2 separate regions of the Mus musculus genome follow, and region 1 is linked to region 2. A link is a contact called in ENCODE Hi-C or POLR2A ChIA-PET data. All regions are on one chromosome and are shown on one strand. The core of a region is the stretch at or near the end of the contact, and the rest is flanking DNA. Distances in the headings are between cores, read along the strand shown. Region 1 holds the start of Hsp90b1 (heat shock protein 90, beta (Grp94), member 1). Region 2 holds the start of Syn3 (synapsin III).

The links. Hi-C counts contacts between places; a loop is a spot of excess contacts on that map. ChIA-PET counts read pairs that join two places held with the same protein, here RNA polymerase II (POLR2A).
Region 1: a map of left cerebral cortex shows a loop between it and region 2 (2.7-fold over the local background). The contact joins the promoter of Hsp90b1 here to the promoter of Syn3 in region 2. A Hi-C loop is called at or near these places in 1 of 37 maps with a recorded cell type or tissue (left cerebral cortex). POLR2A ChIA-PET finds 5 or more read pairs at or near these places in 1 of 5 experiments (Patski).

The regions. Positions count from the first base shown.
Region 1 is chr10:86,704,149-86,708,527 of GRCm38, forward strand. It overlaps Hsp90b1 (heat shock protein 90, beta (Grp94), member 1), which reads right to left and starts at 1,296. Exons shown (of 18, transcript NM_011631.1): 1 at 1,159-1,296; 2 at 146-248. The coding sequence starts at 1,207. It overlaps Ttc41 (tetratricopeptide repeat domain 41), which reads left to right and starts at 1,663. Exons shown (of 16, transcript NM_001003910.2): 1 at 1,663-1,869.
Region 2 is chr10:86,496,403-86,501,120 of GRCm38, forward strand. Syn3 (synapsin III) reads right to left here and starts at 2,494. Exons shown (of 14, transcript NM_013722.3): 1 at 2,388-2,494.

The DNA.
Region 1 (4,379 bases), core at 46-2,545, 210 kb after region 2:
GGCACTCCTAAGATCTTCTCTGGTTATTTTGTATCATTAGCAACATTTTGGGCACTGGACCTTGTAATCTGAATGGAGAAACACCAACAGCCACTCTGCCCCACTAACTTGCAGAGCTTATCAACATAGCTTCAAATGCACCGACCTCTGCACAACTTCATCATCTGTCCTTGAGCCTTCTCGGCTTTTACCCAGGTCCTCTTCCACTGTGCCATCCACGTCGACTTCATCATCAGCTCTGACGAACCCTGGGGAGAAAGGTTACAACTCTCCACACTATTGCTTCCTCTCCTTCGCATAAAAAGCCATATCAACGGGGGCAAGAGTTAACACAATTCAGTAAGTAAATACAAGCTGTTGAGATGGAAGAATTATGTACTGACGTCAATAACCAATGTCAAGGTAAGTTTGCACGCTAAAGTTTAAATATGAATGCTCAAGACCCCCGTTGACTCTGGAAGGCCAGGCAGCCATCACGTGTGTCTATCCTAGGCAGTGAGAGAGGCCCCCGTCTACACCCACACGTGTTGCGCACAGCTGAGAGGAGGTCTCTACACTGGCCAAGCCAAAACTTGGGCCTCACTTAGTTATCACAGGTCAGAATGCAAACAGGGTTTGTGCAACTTCTGTTGAGGGGAACTGAAATCCGGCCCAAAGGGGAAGACATGTCAAGGACAGCTCTTGAAGCACATCGGAATCAGATATTGGGCCACCGCCACGACGCTGGCCCGAGGGCCCACGCTCGCGAGTCGGGCGTTAGAAAACAGAAACGCGCTCCGGGAGTAGAGGGCAGGGGCTGGGGGTCCTCAGGCTCTGGTGGCCAAAGGTCGGACCTGATCACAAAAGTCCTTAGGGAGGGGTTCCAGGAAGGCTTCCCCCGGGAGTAGAGTCCGAGAGACCGCGCCCCGTCAGCGAGACTTCGGGGAGCGCTCTAGCACCATCCGCAGGGTATTTATTTAAATGCCCGGTCTCCAAGTCGCCTTTTCCCAGAGGCCTCAGGGAAAGCATCATCACCCAAGTCTCCTTCGAGGGAACGAGATGGTCCCTGAAACCCCTGTAGGCCACCCGGCGTCCCCAACCCAGGTTCAACGCCCCAAGAACGTTCGAGAAGCGGCCACACAGGAAGGGGAGGGCGCCCACTGCCGCCCGGTCACTCACCGAAGGTCAGCAGGACACAGCAGAGGCCCAACACCCACAGGACCCTCATGGTGCGTGGCCGGCGAGTCGCAAGTCCTTTTCGGTCTCAGGAGCCGCCTCCACCCCCCCAATCCCGAGTCTAAGCTCCTCACACCTCCAGCAGCGCGGTCCGCCCACTAAGCCGCGCGCAGGTCGGGCCGCTTTTCACCCCACTGCTTGCGGGCGGGGGACGGGAAACACGAACTCACCAATCGTGCCTCACCACGCACTCTCTGCACCCAATGGAGACGCATGGGGGGGGACCGCAGCCCGCCAATCGGAACTGTCCAGGTGCGGTGCCCGATGCCCGAAGCGTGGCTCCTTGCGATTGGGCTTGTCCAGCGGCTTTCCTCCAATCAGATGGCTCCGCGGGCCCTCACACACCGGGCCACCCTTTGGCCTGGGAAGCCTTGGTCCCTGAGGAAAACCGTCCAATGAACGTAGGCGCATAGCACGTCTGTCCATTCCTAGAGGTCCCGGGGAACCACTTCCGGCTTCTAGCGAACGTTTAGTCCGTGACTAGGGGAAACGGTAGCCAAGACAATGCGTCCTTTACCCTTTTCTCGTCTACGACGCGGGTCACGTTACGAGTCCTTTCAGCGCTACGTTCGCCGTCACCTTTCTTTTGGGCGTTTCTTTTCGCAAAAGAGAAATTTGTGAGGGGTTGAATATCCGGAATGCGTTTGGATGGTGGTGAGAAACTACAGTTTCCGGCATGCAACGCACTAATCTCATGAATGCTGGGAATTGTAGTCTCTGGCATCTAAGCCAGTTGCGTAGCTTGGCCCTTGCTTACTCCAATCTTGTGTCCGCGGGAAATGTCTCTGAGTGATTATAGGATTTCCACCTCATTCAGATTGCAGAATAGATCTGTGCTTGTTCTAGGACTCTAATGCACACAGTTTTCAGAGGCGGACCTGAAAAGCAGCCCCGCGTAGCCCTAGTCTCACCGTGTCAGAGGGTCAGCCCTGGATTCTGGGCTGGTGGTAGCACCCGGGTTTCCACGTCCGCTTTCTTGCGCGTCACTCAGGGTCCCTAGAGCCTTCAGTTACACTTGGCGTTGCGCTGCTCGCATTTCCTGTCCTCTCTGGTTTGGTTTGCAGTAGAGGGTGGCAGGGGCTCTCCAACCCCGAAGGAAACAAGGACCCAAGTTCCTTTGACATCCCCATAAATATCAAAGAATGACTGGGCAATCTAGAGCCTCTTTTGTGAATCAGCCAGAGAGCGCGGTGGTGAAGTCCAGGCTAGCATAGAACAGGAAAGAACTTATGCAGATACTTGAAAGCAAAAGCCGCAGAGCTTGCAAAACAGCCTGGATTGTGGCTTTGTAACTTCATAGAAACACCTTTCCGCCTTCCGAAAGATAGCAAAAGAGGCTCTTTCTGGTGAGGGAAGTCCCTAAGGCCAGCTTGTACGTTCCGAAATGTTTTCTAAGCTCTTTAGCCTCATTTTAACCAATTTTCCACCAGCACGCTTGCCTGCCTCTAACACATCCATTCCATCACCGCTTTCTCCAAGAAAATTCGAGTTGTTTTTTTTTTTTAGGCAATCCAGGTTCCCGAAGGCAAGCTTTTCAGTGACAATGTCATAGTCCCTTTGACAACTTCAAGAATTTAGACTTGTAGAACTTGAATCTGTGGTTTGGTGTTTACATAATGTGGTGATGGCTTATTTACATCTGTCTGATTTACCTACATTTGCCAAAGCATACAGAAATGTAAGACGAAGGCCTTATGCCTCTGTGCTTGTGTTTGTTGTTTAGAGCATACCAGGATCTTATTTATTTGTGCTTTTGGAAAAAGATGGCCATTTCTGCGTATGACAGCCCATCATCCACTTTCTTTCTTTCTTACTCTCTTTCTTTCTTTCTTTCTTTCTTTCTTCCTTTCTTTTTTTTTTTTATCGAGCAAGTAAGCAAGTATTGTGAAACTGTGACTGCATCTTAACTGGCCAGTGGGAGGTAGATCGGGCTGCACCTGGGAGGAACTGAGAATGAGATTTGTCCTCCAAAATAAAGCTGGTGGGTTTTTGGTTTTGTTCTTTTTTTTTTTTTTTTTTTTGGGGGGGGGGGGTAGAAGTTTCTGCAGATGATGGTCCCCAGATAGAAAGGAGAGAGAGAGAGAATCAGAGAGAGAGAATCTACTTCCAGACTGGCAGAAGATGGTCAGTCCTTATCTGACTTGCTGGCCAAGCTCCCTGGAAAATACATGGCTTTCAGCTGAGGAGAGATGGCTTAGTGGATAAAATGATTGCCCCACTTGAACTATGACCGGAATTAGGGTTTTCAGCACTCACATAACATTAGATACTGGTCTAACCCATGCTGGGGGTAGGGTGGTTTTGCTAGAGACAGATATGGCTCCCTGGCCAGACAGCATAGCCAAGATGACAAACTCCAGGTTCACTAAGAGGATAGAGGAACACACACACACACACACACACACACACACATGTTTCTTGAATTCCTAGTGTTTTCCCGTGTTCCCTTCTTCAGACTTTGACCAGTCACTGATCTCTAGGGTCAGTCTGCTCTGTCTTTCCCTCAGCACTGATCCTCCATAGGGTTATTAAGCTCCCCACCTTTGAATCTGATTCTCTTGCTTCCTAGTGAGCTACCCTGTGGGTGCTGGGAACTGACCCCTGATTATCTGCAAGAGCAAATGTTCTTATCCACTGAGCCATTTCTCCAAGGATGCTTTAAAAAAAAAGTTTTAATTTTTATTGGTTTAGACATGGTCTTTTTGTATGTATCCCTGGGTGTCTTGGACCTTACTTTGTAGGCCAGGCTGGCCTCCTCTTGCCTCTGCCTCCCAAATGCTGAGACTAAAGGGGTGGGCTGCCACTCCCAGCTAGTTTCTCTCTCTCTCTCTCTCTCTCTCTCTCTCTCTCTCTCTCTCTCTCTAACACTATGTTTATGACCACTACTGGCAATGGCTACTTTACTTGTGGTTTTTGTCATACTTCTTGAGTAAAGGAGTATGACAAAAGGCATATGCTTCTTAGGCAAAGGAGATGCAGTTAGGGGTAGGAATAGCTCTCTTCATAGCCAGGTTTAATCCAGCCATGGGGAGACCAAGAAAGGAAAGCCCTTGGCATTTGGGATCATTAAAGAATTGAGGCATGGAGTGGATACCAAGGTGGAACACGATTGATTTGTGCCCTCCCTCCACCCACTATCTCTCCTCTATTAATACAACAAGTGC
Region 2 (4,718 bases), core at 1,244-3,743:
CCAAACCATCCTCATTTTTTTTCCCAATGTCATACAGTGACACAGAGAATCAATGGCGTAGAAAAACATCCACGTCCTCCCCACAAGACCAAGATGCGTGTTACCTCCTAATGTCCAGCAGCCAGGAGTTCTGACTGCTTATAGCTCATATATGTGTCTCTGTTTAGAAACTGTTTGGCTGACGGGACACCTTAAGTTGAACCCCTCGGTGGGCACACCATACTTACTGGCTGGTTAGTGTGGCTTTCGAAAGCCTCAGAGGGTAGCCTGAATCTGCTTTTCCCCTCCGTCATGGACCAGTGTCTACCTGTGCCTGGCCCCACTACCCCCACTGTGTATTCACTTGAACGGTAGAGCAACTACTGGTACCCAGACATGCACCAGTTCTGTGTCCATTCCAGCTGCCGTGCTAAAATATCACAAAGCAACTTGGGTAAGAAAGGGTTTATTTTAATTCACAAGTTCAGGCTACAGACCGTATTTTGGGGGTATGTCAAGCTGGCAGGAACTTGTGGGAGCGGATCATAGCTACAAGCAAGGCAGAGAAAGAATAAACACTTGCCTACTGTCCAGCGTCCTTCCTCCATACCTACACCATCCAGGACTCACTATCAGAGAGGAGCATGGCTCACCATGAGCTAGGACTTCCCATGAATCAACTGACAAATAAAGGCATTATCTGACAGATGTACGTACAGGGCAGTCTCATCTAGACATCAATCCCTCATCGAGATGTTATTCCTTGGGCATTCTAGGTTAAGGCAAATTAACAATTTAAAAGTGACTAGCTTAGCATCTCTGACCTTTTAAACAAGGAACCTTGCTTATGACAACTAGGTAAAATAATCTCCTCACACACACACACACACACACACACACACACACACACACAGAGAGAGAGAGAGAGAGAGAGAGAGAGAGAGAGAGAGAGAGAGACCCACAAGGTCAAAAATGTCTTTAAGGCAAATAGATGAAGTGGCTTTCTGGTCTCACTTCCTAGGAGCCTTTTTTATTGCCGCTATACCAGTCTCTATATGGCAACCCAAACAGCAGCCCCTTGGCCCTGGAAGATAGAAAGGTAAGCCCAGGTAAGGCAGAAGTTCTCACACAGGGACCAGGCATCAGAAAGTGAGCACAGATGCTCTATCCAACTCCCCAAGGGCTATCCCCGATGACAAGATAGAGGCCACAGCTTCCAATACAATGACAGGAGCAAGCATCACATGACAGCATCTCCCTGCCTGAATTCATGCCCAGAAGCTAGGGTTACAGAGCCCCTGTCAGATAGTCAGCCTTAAGGGGCCAGAGTATTTGCAGCCACGTTGCCTGAAAACCAGCTTTTCACAACTTACTAGCTTGAAGATGCCAGCTCCAGTCACTGTCCACAGAGCTAGCAGAGTGGCTGTGGGATCAGCTGGAATTCTTTCCCAGCCTCCCGTGTCCTAGGATAAACTTGTCAGGCTGCATGCATCTCTAGATTGTGTACATTTTTGGCTAGCCCCTTCTACCTTGCAGTTTAGGTCCCATCTGCAAGTCCTGGTTCTACTGTGCAATCTGCTGTTTGATTAGCTGAGATTCTGAGTTCTTCACTTCTTTCGTCTGCACATGGGAAAATCTACCTGAAATTCTTCCTGTCCCTGATGCCTCTGATTCCACAGCTCTCAGGCTGGCAAACTCTCCAGTCTCTGTGTGTCTTCCAGGCTGCATCACGACCCACCCACCTCTTGCTGTCTGCACTACACCACACTGCAATCCCTCCTATCCTATCATCCCTGGTAGGCCCCAGCAACTCCTGAGATTCCTTTAAGGCCGCTAGAGCTGAGAGCATAGTGTCTGGCTTACAGCCAAGTAAGTCATGAATAAATAACCAGGGCGCTCCAGCAGTGTTAGTCTTAGCCTGGCCAGGAAAACCCTCCAAGGTTTTTTCCTTCGTCTCAGGATAGCTGGAAATAGAAGACTGCGCAACAGATCTGAGCCCCAGACCCAAGGCAACAGGTCCTGAGGGACCTGCCTAGAGCAGGTGCTGGGATCCAGTGCAGAGCACCAGTATCTGTTGTGGTCTCAGCTTCCCAGAGGAAGCTCTTTTCCGGGACAGGTCTGGATGTTGGGTTGAATACCTCAGTAGTCATAGCTTTGAGGGCCCCAGGGTTCCGGTACTCTACAGGGACCAGTGCTAGGGACCGGCAGCAGCAGCCTGGGACCGGAGGGTGGCACTCCGGGCTCACGGAGCACCTGCACCCCACCAACATGCAGCATCAACATTCGGCTAACAAAAGAGAGAGCTTATGGGGAAGTAGCACTGCCCGAGGACGCACCAACAGCTCGGATTCGGGGTGAGTGCTCCCTAAGGCCAGAAAACCCACCTACTCCACTTTGCCTTGGCTTACCGACAGTGCCAGCTACGGTGGCCCGTGTGTACCTCGGACTGGCGCCGCCAATTACAGGATCTGCGGGAGCGCTGCAGCTTGCGCGCTCTGCCTCTGCCCTGCACAGTACGTGAGCGCCTCCTCTGGGCAGACTGGTCTCCCTACGCCGGAGAGCCCATTGGCTGGGCCAACAGGGGCCCTGCATCCAGGCCCGCCCCTCAAGCCCCTCCTTTCTCAGTCTCTAGGCTTTCCCTCGCCAGCCAGGTAGGGAAAGTTGCTAGAGCAAGCAAGCTTTGCTGTTGCTGGCCTCAAGTGGCCAAGTGGACGATCTTTCTTCATCCCAGGAGGATTGAGATGCCCCTCAGGGAGTGTGAATAATGCAGTTCAGTATCCTAGGAAGCCAGCTTGGAGAAAGTCACCTGACTTCCCTGGGCCTTAGTAGGAGCTTCTGAGAGACCAGTGAGTCAGCTGTCAGCAAATGTCATAGGAGTACAAGCACAAGGAGCTAAGCTCTTACCCTGGCTGGGGATGGCATGAGGAGGAGTTGGTTACATACAAGTGCACAAACAAAAGATAATGTCAGCTTGCTGTAAACTGATAGAGATGTGTAATGAGAACACAAAAGGGATGTCGGGACTATGCCAGGCCTCTCCATAGAGGAGATTTGTGAGATGAGAATTAAGACTACAAGGTTAAAAGAAATTACAGATTGGAAAATAAGGCAATTGAAAAGCTTAACCAGCACAGAATGGGAGGATATTTGGCAGGTCCCTGTCTCATGTGTCACTTCTATGCCTCAAGGTCCCTCAGAAATTCAAAGCAGGTCTCCTTTAAGGCTCTCTGTCCTCCAGTATTTGGTTTGATTTTAGAGACAGGGTTTCTCTATGTAGTTCTGGCTGGCCTGGAACTCACTATGTAGACCAGGCTGGCCTCAAACTCATAGAGGTCCACCTGCCTCTGTCTCTTGAGTGCTGAGTTAAAAGACACGTGACACCACATCCATTTCTAGCTGCAATATAAAGACCTATAAATGTAGTTATTTAAAAAAAAAACACCACTGGTGTTAAAGGTGCACAGAAAAAGTACTTGGAAAAATGGAAGGGGAATTCTTGCCAGGACAAGAATTCTAAAGAACCTTCCGTTTCTAAGGAAGGAAGGAGTTGGACAAAGGTTTAGAAGAGAAGCCAGGCAAATTACTGCACGAGTACTTATGTTTGATTGCACTATATATAAGAAAAGGTGCAGATTCAATGCAGGGTCAGTGTTTGCTGAGCAGTGCTCAGTATACATCACCAAGGGTTTTTCCATTAATGGTATTCTTCCATCATGCCCTGGAGGTCAGTGCCACTTAGCATTTTTATTTCTGTGCATGAACCTTGAATAATGAAAGAGGCCTACAAACAGTAATCAGCCCCCGGAGAAGCAATCCCTTTGCCCCTACTGTTCTCACCTGAAAGGTTTAAATTCGGAGAAACAGCAGATGATTTCATAAATCTCTGGGTTTGGCCCTGTAGGTTGTACAAGGACTTGTGAGGTAGAAGATGCCAAGTCATTGCTTCTCAACCATCAGCAGCAGCAAGCTGAGCACCAGCTAAAGGATTGCTTTCTAGAAAATGTCATTTATTTTTTACTTCCATATATTTTAAAAATGAGTTACTTATTTTTAATTATGTGTATGTAGGCTTGTGAACATGAGTACAGGTTCCTGTAGAGATGCAGAGATCAGAGAAAGGGACCTGCCTGGAGCAGGGGTTACACCTGGGTGCTTAGAACTGAACTCAGGCCTCCTGCAAGGGCAGTGCATACTCTTAACCACTGAACCATATCTCCACTCCCTGTATCTCTCCATCTTTTTGATGGTTAATTTTCACTGCGTGAAAGCCTGACTATTCCCCGGGACAGAATCTTCCACAGTTTGTCCCATCTGCCATTCACCTCCAATCCTTAGGACAGAATGCTCACTCAACCAATAGTAACAAAAGAAGAAGATAGATTGTACAGGAGGCTGCTCAGGGTGACAATGACAGCGGCAGCATTCTAAAGAGACTGGACCATGCAGTCCTGAATCACAGTGGCCAGACCCAGTGCTCCCATGATCTCTGCCTGTTCCTCAAGTTTCATCCTTCTGGCCACCCTGTACCTCACCCTACCATTTTTCCTTGTGAATCTTCATCTCTGCATTCATCCACTTTCTTTCATTAGTCACCCGATCATTTCTGTTGTTTTGTACCAAGACCTTGATGGATGCAGGAAAGAAAGAGTGCCTCAAACAATAGCAAATGAACAGTTTAGAACAGGGTTCTGTGTAAAGGCAAATGTCTACATGGTAACAGGTGTACACATTCCTTCATC